Linked DNA regions of Homo sapiens: region 2 is linked to region 1. Evidence: read pairs that join two places in POLR2A ChIA-PET (ENCODE). Cell type or tissue: Panc1. All regions are shown on one strand. Each heading gives the region's core, and the rest is flanking DNA. Links, peaks and the distances in the headings are about the cores only.

Evidence for each region. ChIA-PET counts read pairs that join two places held together with the same protein. Peaks named below come from ENCODE experiments on the same cell type or tissue, not always from the same donor. Only the 100,000 strongest peaks of a DNase experiment are listed, where the experiment ranks them.
Region 2: POLR2A ChIA-PET joins it to region 1 with 5 read pairs; 1 of 35 experiments calls an interaction of 5 or more read pairs at or near these places.

The regions. Positions count from the first base shown.
Region 1 is chr10:4,524,480-4,530,029 of GRCh38, forward strand. No RefSeq gene overlaps it. Among named protein-coding and RNA genes, the nearest start is that of LINC00705, 130 kb to the right of the region's middle. In Panc1, for the core only: no CTCF peak of the experiment used is centred there; no DNase peak of the experiment used is centred there; H3K27ac peaks cover 515 bases.
Region 2 is chr10:4,166,092-4,171,641 of GRCh38, forward strand. All of the region lies in intron 3 of LOC105376368 (a long non-coding RNA gene), which reads left to right. Among named protein-coding and RNA genes, the nearest start is that of LINC00702, 75 kb to the right of the region's middle. In Panc1, for the core only: no CTCF peak of the experiment used is centred there; no DNase peak of the experiment used is centred there; H3K27ac peaks cover 2,197 bases.

The DNA.
Region 1 (5,550 bases), core at 407-5,406:
ATTTTTGGAAGAAGCAGGTTGGTTGGCCCTTTGGAAGTGGGCGAAGGATAGAAAGAAATTTGTTTCATGCAAATGCTTAACAGAAAGCATTCTCTGCCGAGGAGTTCTCAGTAATCAGGTGGAAAAGGTAACACAGAATGTGCCTGTCAATCAAAGCTACCCACAATTACATAATGGTTCATGAACAAAGTGATCATGGCAGCAGGATTAGACGCTTTGTGTAGGGTCAACAAAATAGAATACTACCACCAAGGTTGTTGGGTTATTGCCCCTGCTGAAGGCTCAGTTTTTAAAGGAGAGACGGTTACTAATTATCCTTTATGGCACTATTCCATGAAGAACTAGCCATCTACCTGGTGGCAAGTTGATTACAGCAAACTCTTTTAATTATGAAAAGAGAAGTCCTTGGTTTTACACATGTTAATAGAGATTTTCCTTTATTTTCTGCAACATTTCTACCAGAATTACTATTCATCGACTTTCGAAAAGTCTTGTTAATTACTACTAACACATACCTCATTATATAGCAATAGAAAGTGCAATAGGGAACTCACACCCATGAAATTTATTGGTATTGCCAGGTATCTTGTCACTGTGGAACAGCTGGCTTGATGGAATAATACAATGACCTACTGAAGGCTGCATTGTAATCCCAGCTAGGAGACAACATTTGTTGCTTTTGGGTTGTTGTCTTAAAGAATACTGTTTGAACCTCTAATCCACAAGCAATATATTGTGCTAGTGACGTCACAATAAGAACTGAGAAACACAGGACAGAGGTAGGGTCAGCCCCTCTCATTTTCACATTAATAGACCACAGAGAAATGTTTTCCTTCCTATTCCCAGAAGCTTGAGCTAATAGAGTTTGAAGGTCATAGTGACCTAGAGCACAAGGCTTTCCCTAGAGAATATCTCCATTGTTTCATCAAATTGTGTATAGGGCAGCCCACATGGGCCATCTGGGCTCCTCATACTGTTGAAGAAACAAACAGTAAATGTAGATGTACATAATGTTTTTTGTGGGTGTATAATATAGATATATGTAAATGTAAAAACAAATGCAAATTGTATATTTTGCATATATATGGTATAAGTATGCCTTGGAAGAAAAAAAAAAGAAATGTGTCCATATGAAGCCATTTGATTAAATAAGTTTTAAGAACAAAAGCCATGAAATTTGACCACAAATAACCTGTATCCCAGTGGGTTCTACAGTTTGATCTGGCTCTGAACAACTTACTTAATCACTTTTTAACTTGGTCTCCTAGACTCAAAATGAAACAACAAGCATAGATATCTCATACACACATTAAAAAGACTAAAGGGCATAATTTATATAAAATCATAATTCATGTGAAGTGCTCAGCACCTCTTTCAAGGAAATACTCAATAAAAATGATTTATTATGCTCATATATTTATAGAGATATATTTATGCACATGTATGCATATACATATCAAACATAGATAATAGATTAAACAGAGTGACCATTTATCATATGTTTTTTGAATATTTTATTTCTAGGAAAATCACAGTGAAATTGTAAACTGTCTGTAATGCTTTTTGATGTAAAATTTACAGTTTAAAAAATGACAGTCATGAAAGCAACAAATTGTTTTGTACATATGTAATTTATTGTTTGAACAATGTCATGAGAAACAGCCAAATACATTGATGTTTAAGGGATTAAAATTTTAAACCTTTAATATATGCTTAACTATTTTATATTCCTTGTATTATCCCCAGAATGATGTTTTATTCTGCTCTCTGGATTCTTGCGAAGTATTAGTAATGATGTTAAAATTATCATTCCTAAATGGTTCCCTAGGTTATACATTTTGTCAGCCCTCAGCTTTCAACCACATTTTCTCATAGGCTTACAATTTATAGTACAGAATTTGCTAGGAATGCGTCTGGGACCATTTTTCTTAGTACTTAGATGACTTGTTTTAAAATTTAGGTTGAAATTGGTACAGATTGTGTTTTAGTAAATCACTCGCCTTAAATGTCATTACTAGGATGACAACTCTCTCAGCCCAGCCTCTAACTCACAGACTGCCTTGATATGGGGATTATAGGGCTATAATTAATCCTCAGGCAAATTGAAATACCCATGATCATTTCGTGGGATGTTTTTTAGCTGTATAATTCCTCCCACACTGGTGCTCAATCTGTGCGTTTTCCAAATATGCTTGCCAGAGAAGAGACACTGCTGAAAACAAGCTCAAAATAGACAAGGGAAAGGGAAAGCAAGAGAATTTAAAAGTTTAATGAGATCCAAAATAAGTTAATGGGGTTAGGGAATTTTTTGCCAGTTTTTAGCCAATTGCAATTAATCAACTTGGCTATTAATAAGACTGAAAAGAAAAAAATTTATTTGGCTCCTTTAGGGCACATAAACACAGAATGAATTTTTCCAGGAGTTAAAGACCATTAAAACTGAAAGAAAACTTAGATATTAAATGGTATAAAATCTTTACTGGGTAGGTGTAAATACTAAAAATTAAATATATGAAGAGATTTTTAAAAATTCTTTTCAAGTTATTAGTAAAATAAAGAATAAACTCTGGTTGTTTTCTTTCCAGTGGGCCACACAATATATTACATGCCAGATATATATTCTGCCCTGGTTTTGCCATAGCTTAACATTTGTAATGCTGATTTCAAGATACAGGATTAAATTAACTTCAAAAAGTGGTAGTGGGGATGAAAAGCCTTACTTGTGGTATAATGTCTACTAATAAATGTAAAAGGAATGATGGAGGCAGTAAAATCACCATTTAGCAAGCACAATAGTAATAATTGATTTAGGCCAAAGTCATCAGCAAATGTTAAAGCCATTTGGTACAAAGTCTGATGGGAACAGGATATTTCAACAGCCTCAAAGTATTTCTCCAAAGATTGTTAATTCATGATGCAGAAAAACGGTGAGTTTACAGTGTAGAAATCTGACAGATACCATCTGTCCTAATCCATTTTGTGCTGCTATAAGAGAAGACCATAATCTGAGTAATTTACAAAGAAGTTTGTTTGGTTCATGGTCCTGGAGGCTGAGGAGTCTAAGAGCATGACACTGGCATCTGGCTAGGGTGTTCCTATGGCAGAAGGGGGAAGGGCAAGGGACTACACGACACAGAGAGTAAAGGGAGGGTGAACTTATAACTTCACCAGAAGCCCACGCCCACAATAGCAGTATTAATCCGTTCATGATGGTAGAGCTCTCATGACCTAATCACCTCTTAAAGGTCCCACCTATTCCACAGCTGCATCGGGGACTAAGGTTTCAACTCATGAGCTTTGGGAATACATCCAAACCGTCAAGCCATAGCACGACAATAGTCCAGTGATTAAAATTAACATTCCAAGAGTGGGACAAATATTTGTCTCCTGATGTGGTGGGCTGAGAGTGCATAACTCACATGGTATTTCTGCCAACAATAAAGCAACAAAAACCTCAATCTAGTCATAAGGAAGCAATCAGAAATCCACAAATGAAGGGACAGTTTGAAACTACAATTGATGTGTACTGCTGAAAAAACATACATGTCATAAAAGACAAAGATTGAGGAGGTATTCCAGAAAATGGTTAAGGAGGCATAGTAGGTTAAAAAAAATAGTGATGTTAGATTGCATCTTCAGTTGAATCCTTAATAGGATATTTAGTGAAATATGAATATGGAGTTTATAATATGTAATACTATTAGATCATGATAAATTGTCTTTTTAATTTTTACAACAAGGCTGAAAATTAATTGATTAACTATACGAAAAGAAGAAAAAGGAATGTCTCTTGATAACTGAAAATTGGACTTTGTACTGTGAGCACTACTTATGTAGAAAATAGTATCACAACACTCTTAGGATTAATGAGCCCAAGTCCATTAGTTCAATATTTTGAACAAAGAAACTTAAGAAAACTAATTTAGGGAAGATCTATTTTATATATGAATGTTATATAAAATAGAATGACACAATACTGAAGAGAACTTGCATTTATGATATATTTTCTGAATCTGATACTTATATTGTAGATAGTTTTGACGATGGCCTTGTTATTAGGAGACTGATGATGAAGTCTACACAGTTGAAGGAATTTGATGTCTGCCACTTACTTTCTAATGAGTTGGCAATGATAAAACAATGAGAATGATACTACAAAAAAGGAGATTAAGGAGGAGGAAGGGGAAGAAAAGAAAATTAAAAACAACATTCAGAGAGAAAGAGAAATAAACAATTAATACATCTCAATGAAGGATACACAGTGGTTCATTGTACCACTTTTGTAACTAGTCTGTACTTTTGAAATTTCTTTAATAAGAAGTATACAATTTATTTTCATCATTTTAATGAGTATTCAACTAAAAATGTCTACTGACATTACTATACATAAATATTATACAGATGGCTTCTGTTCCCTACCTACCACACCGCACTTGCCACTCACTCTCTGGAAAAAGCTAGTGCTAGAAATAGAAAAGGAGATGCTGCCATTATAAAATCCTCACTGTGCTGGGAGTTGGAATGTGACGTACTTGTTATAAATCCTATAAAGTTGGAATGATCATATTGTTGGCCAATTTAACCTAAATCTCATTAACTATCTAAGTCACTTGAGATAGAGCCAAATCTGTTTATAATGATTAAATTTTTTAAATGCCAGAAAAATCAAAAGAAAGAAAACAAAGGGAATGGGTAAAAGAAACCAAAGAGGAAATAATAAAGTTCAAGTGTGTTTCTAGTGGCATCGAACTGCTTTCAATCTTGCCAATACGTTGTTCAAATTAGCCATAAGCTTCCCAGGGCTAACTACCTTTTTCAATTCATATGAAAAATACCCATCCTGTTTTTTATTCCTTCAGAGACAGCAATATTTGTTTCATGTTTTTCTCTTCTATTTATTTTTTATTTTTAGAGAGAATCTCAGAGTGCATGCAGTGGCATGAACACAGCTCACTGCAGCCTCCAGCCCCTGGGCTTCAATAATCCTCCCACCACAGGCTCTGGAGTAGCTGAGACTGTGGTTGCATGATGCCACAACTGGCTAATTTTTTTTTTTTTTTTTTTTTTAAGATATGGTCTTTCTCTGTGTTTTCCAGCCTCATCTTAAACTCCTGGCTTTAAGCCATCCTCCTGCCTCAGCCTCCCAAAGAACTGGGATTACAGGCTACAGGCATGAGCCACCATGGCCAGGCAGACAGAGCAGTCTTGATTTTAAAGAAGCAAAATAATTTATTTATTTATTCAGCCAATTTTATTGAGCATCCACTCTGCACCTGGTACGATGCTACATGTCAAACGTGTGTGTGAGCACTGCTTTAATCAGAAGCCCAGCACACTGGCAGACATGAAGTTTGAATAAGCAAGAATTAGACAAGATTATAAATTAGGGGTGGAGTCAATCAGATTGGGTAGAGAACATGGGATACAATCCTACAGAAGGAAAGAGTTTTATGTGCTCAAGAAAACGTTAGGCCTCCATATTTGGAAGACACGGAGGTGGGGGTAACAGAATCAAGTGATTCTGGATAAGTAGGTTCCACCCCCGAAGAC
Region 2 (5,550 bases), core at 184-5,183, 360 kb before region 1:
ATCATATAGTTTAAATGGGTCTATGATGCATTTTTATGAACTCTCTAATCTGCATCAGTGAAGAATACATACAGCACATGAGAAAAAAGGTAAATGAATGCTCAAGTGAAAAAGGATGTATTGGCCGGGCATGGTGGCTCACGCCTGTAATCCCAGCACTCTGGGAGGCCAAGGCGGGCGGATCACGAGGTCAGGAGATTGAGACCATCCTGGCTAACACAGTGAAACCCCGTCTCTACTAAAAATACAAAAAAATTAGCTGGGTGTGGTGGCAGGCGCCTGTGGTCCCAGCTATTGGGGAGGCTGAGGCAGGAGAATGGCGTGAACTCCGGAGGCGGAGCTTGCAGTGAGTGGAGATTGCGCCACTGCACTCCAGCCTGGACGACAGAGCGAGGCTCCGTCTCAAAAAAAAAAAAGGGGGGTGTATTTTGAAATATTTATACTTCTGAAAGGAAGAGTGTTCTAATTCAGGAGACTTGACTATGAGTTTAGAATCAGATCAACGCAGCCCACTCTGGGAGGTGCCACCCAGAGAAATCACTCCCATTATTACACTTGCCTCCAAGGACAGCCAGACCAATGGGCTATGTCCCCACCCCAAGTTCTCATTATTTTCCCTGCCAATGAACAACCTATTTAACAGCAAATACACTATGAGGATTTTTTGGGTTGGTGTCCATTGACTTAGCCCTGACAACACACTGACACCAAGCTTCATGACACAACCCTTTTATTCCCAGGAATTGTAAGTGGTTCCATCTGCAAATTCTTCAGAAGAGTTCTTGTGTATTGATATTACCTCCTGTGGTCTTGTGTCACCTCTATTGTGTGAAGTGCTGATGGCGGCTTGTCAAGTGACTATACTTCTTCACCTCTTCTTCTATTCAGTGTGAAGGCTATTCTTGTCTTACAATTTTTAATTGTTTAAAAGAAGGTTTGATATATAAAAACAAGAAAAGGAGCAGCTTTGAGAGTTAAAAAAGCCGAGGCTGAAATGATGCATTACAAAGTATATAGATTCTGTACTCCAGATAAGATGGGGTTTAGAGGGAGTGGTAGAAACATTTGCTCCTTAATGGCAAAGGTAATAAACTCCTGCTCTCACTGCAAGAATTGACCATGAGATGGGGTCAGGAATCTTCAGGGGAGCAGACAGTGGTGTGGCCCTTGTCTAGGTCTCCATTTATACCTGAAGATGGAGCGGAATACGCACTCCAGATGCCTGGAACACCATTGCATGGGAGTGTGGGTCACGGATCCGAGGGATACACACTCTAGATGACTGGAAGTCAATAGCCTGGGAAGCGCAGGTCACACCCCGAGGGAAAGGGCTTCAGGATGAACATCTGCAGAAGGCGTGGACAAGGATGGGAGGCAACAGGGTCACTGGGCTTTCCAGGACTCAGAGAATCAAAAGGCTTCCAGGTCATTTCTGGTAGAGCTGTTGGTGGTTACAGGAAGCAATTTGGATCCCAGACTCCTGGAGATGAACAGCTTTACGGTGAGCTCAGCTCTGAGTGTGGAAGCACTGCCATCCCAGGGGCTTCTGTCGCAGAAGAAACGGAAATCTGGCAAAAGGATGGCCAGGCTGGCCAGAAACCACTGGTCTAGATAGAAAAGGAATATGCTACTGTTGCCAGCCAAGGCTTTGTTTGTTTTGGGGAAAAAATATTGCTCTGAGTGAAATATCTATTTCTGGCATCTATTAACAATTGGTTATGGTTCCTTGTTTTAATTATATCATTACATTTTTAAAATGAAGGATTTAATTTGCTTTTGCTCCTATTTGTTGCTGATGTCGCTCAGTTCTCCAAATGGCTGCTGTCTTCCTCTAGTACTTAGTCTGCCATCTAGAAGCAAATTAAAGACACCCAAGAAACTTCAGTTATTGTATTGGTAACTATAAAATAATGATTAACAAACAGAAGGACAGGAAGCGGGAGAAGGCAGTCAAGTAGGAAGTAGAAAATCTAACACTGAGAGAGCACCCCCCAACATAGGGACTGTGTGGAGGTTTTACCCAAATGATGCTTCATTTAATTTTCACCAAAAGAAAGTGAGGTCCTTCCCCATCTGAGGGACAGGCCTCTGACACCCATCTCCGTAGCAGTCATCCCACAGGTTGGCCATGGCTGAGTAGGTCAGGGACAGACACCTTCTCGAAGCTGGGCTATCGTCCTCTCACTCTTTGATTTGGAATTCAGTCTTTATCATTGAAGGGTTAGAACTGTAATAGACAAACAATTGGGAATTAAGAGGCTGCCAGATCCTGTTATATGGAGTAACAAAATAGGACATTAGATGGATAGATGGAGAGAGACAGAAAGAGAGATGGATAGATGGATGGATTGAGAGATGATAGATAACAGATAGAGGACAGGAAAGAGGAGAGAAAGAAAGAAAGGGCACGAGAAAAAGAAAAAGAGAGAGAGCCACGTACAGAGAGAAATGTGCATGGGAAGCAGAGCCCCGGTTCCAGTTTCTTCCTGTAGTTCCCCTGCATTCCTATTCCTTGGTTCCATGAGACACCCCAAGTCCTTACAACAAACTCTCATTCTAAGCTAAAAGTTTGTTTCTGTTGCCTGCACACAAAGACTCCTAACTAATAAAACAGTGAACAAAATGACTGATATCTGTAATAGGGTAACCTGATAACACTTTTAAGATTGATTAGATTGAGACCAAACAGAAGGGAAAACACCTAGGCACCGTGAAGACCTATACAGTCATTAACATTCTCCTGACTTAGAACCTGTGATAATTAGGGAGTGACCTGCAGCAGTTTCCTTCACTCTGTGAGCCATGCATGCAAATGAGGGGTGCAGGAGAGGAATGCAGACCTGGGGCCCACCCGCATTCAAGTGCAATTGATGGGGCCATTGCAGGTCACCCTGATCTGCCCAGTGCCCCTAGCTGCTGCTGGTAGACTTGTAGGATCCTATAATTTAGGCTTCTCATTAATTCAGATGAACCGTGACTTTGGTGTGCCCTTCTCCATTCCAGTTATGTGGAAGAAATTTCATCTCTTGGTCTTTTATGCATTTTAAGATTTGATAGCAACGCTAGTGGCTCATGCCTGTAATCCAGCACTTTGGGAGGCCGAGGTGGGCAGATCACAAGGTCAGGAGATCGAGACCATCCTGGCCAACATGGTGAAACACTGTCTCTACTAAAAATACAAAAAAAAAAAAAATTAGCTGGCGTGGTGGCACGTACCTGTAATCTCAGCTACTCAGGAGGCTGAGGCAGGAGAATCGCTTGAACCAGGGAGTCGGAGATTGCAGTGAGCTGAGATCGCACCACTGCATTGCAGCCTGGTGACAGAGTGAGACTCCATCTCAAAAAAAAAAAAAAAAAAAAAAGACTTGATAGCAACCCTTTAGAGGTTGACATGAGAAATAAATGAATTAGTATTTAAAAGACCATAGAATGCATGGTCCATAGTAAGCAAGTAAAAGTCTATTCACTGCCTATACAACAGCCACGTTTCTCTCCATTTCCCAGCCCACTGAGCCTTAGGTGAGGACATGTGACAATTTCTGGCCAATGTGCTGTGAATGCAAGTGACATGTGCTACTTGTGGGCTGAACCCAAGGGGAATTTTAAGATGAGTCTGGGTTTACTCTGCACATTTGACCCCTGTTTGACCAGTGTCTTCAAGGCCTTCTGCTCTGGAGGGTGGAACAAAACACTTGAGGGATGGAGCTGGGCCCTCCTCTGCATGTTGCAAAGGTAGAATGTGTGAAAAAAAGTCTTGATTCTGTTGAGCCTCTAGGGTTTAAGGATCATGTGATAGCACGGAATCATCTCTCGTATCAAGAAATAAACATACTATCTCGTGAGCTTGCAGTCTATCTACAAGACTGAGACAGGGCAAACATTTTCTTAAGAAACAAAAAGGTAAAATAACATCTACAAACCTTGCAGCTTTCTACAAATTCTCCTCCCTTGGAATTCTTTGCCTTCCTCCTTTCTCTATGTCCTTACACAACACGAAGGAGTGAACTGTCCTGTAACACACATTCATGATGAAGGCATGGGCTCCTAGAGATCGGGGTTTCTCCCTGCCTTGGTCCATCCTGTTTGACCTGGGACAGTCTATGCAAATTATCTGCACTTCCAGATTCTCACCTGGGCATAGAGAGGAAGAAAGCTGCTGTCTCAGTGTTGGAAAATTAAGCAGAGGAGCACAGGGGCACCATGGTGCCTGAAATGTGCCATTGGTGTTAGCTATAATGAGATGATGAGTAAGCAGATCCGCTAACCCAAAATTGGCAAGCATGAGCCCCAGGCAATGGTGCAGGTGTGGAGTCAAATTTGCCCCCTAGGACATTCCTGTTACTGTTACTCAGGGACATTCGTGGATGGACAGAGTCTCAACAGGGGCTTTAGTTGTAGAACTTTTTGTGTTTGCCAGTGTGTATGCTTTTGACTCTTATTAGGGAAAGCTGGTGAAAGCAAGAGACTGTTTAATTATCTACTTTGTAATTCACTGTGGTACTAGCAGTGTCTTGCCTAAGGAAGGCTTTACATTTTCTTTAGGCAGCAAATGCAGAATTAGTTCGTAAGCAAAAGGTATTTTTTAAAAAATTCAATACAGGGTTTGTGATTTTCCTTCATGACTTGATATAATCCACCTGCTTGTCCCTTAAGAAGGGCAAGGTGAGAGAGCCAGCAGGTCTAACTGGCTTTGCCTGCCTCTCAATGAATATTATTTCTGGCTGTGCACAGAGAGGAATTTCAAGGTTTATGGGTGTGCTGAGAAAAATGGCAGAAATTTGCCTGCTGGGAAGCAAGAACTCAACAAGGCCCTAGATGTCCTAGGGCAGGCAGTGCAGCTGAAGTCCGGGGGCGAGGAAAGGCTTGAGTCTTGCTGATAAACCAGCTCCTCGTGTTTTAGTGGGCGAGGTCTGCTCATTTGTAAGAAGAGAGTGGCTGGACTTGTTGCTAAAATAAAGGCTATCACTATCCAAAAAAACCTTCTTTTTTTCGCTCCTGAAACTAGAAGAGTGATGGGGCATGACATTTTTTCAGCTGGTCAAAGGGTTATGTGGGTGAGTTACAGTCAAAGTGTATGCAAAACAGGTGTCAACATGAAGTGAGCTAGAAGTTCAGGCCCTTACTTCCAATTAGTTTATAATTGCAGAACAATTTAAAGCAGTGTATTCCTTAACTTCCAAAAGCCACTGAAATCAGTGGTGAAAATGTGTGTCCATCACTGAGTTGGTAGCAGAGAAACTGAGGAAAAGTAAAACCAGGGTGGAAGCTGTCCTTCTCCTCTTCGGTGCCCAGAATCAGAACTCTCCATTATCTGAAATTGGCTTCATTTGTTGAGGAAGCCACTACTCCATTTCTAGATAATCCTAGAGGTCTTTTATTTTTATTTATTTCAGTTATTAATTATGATTATTATTGATGAAAGATTATGCTTCTCTTTTCAATTTTGCACTCTAGATTTCTATACCTTTTTTCTTTTTTAAATCTTTTTTCTCTTCTTGGACCTCTTTTTCTTCTGTATAGCTGTTCTTTCTGGTGTATTTCTTCAACATA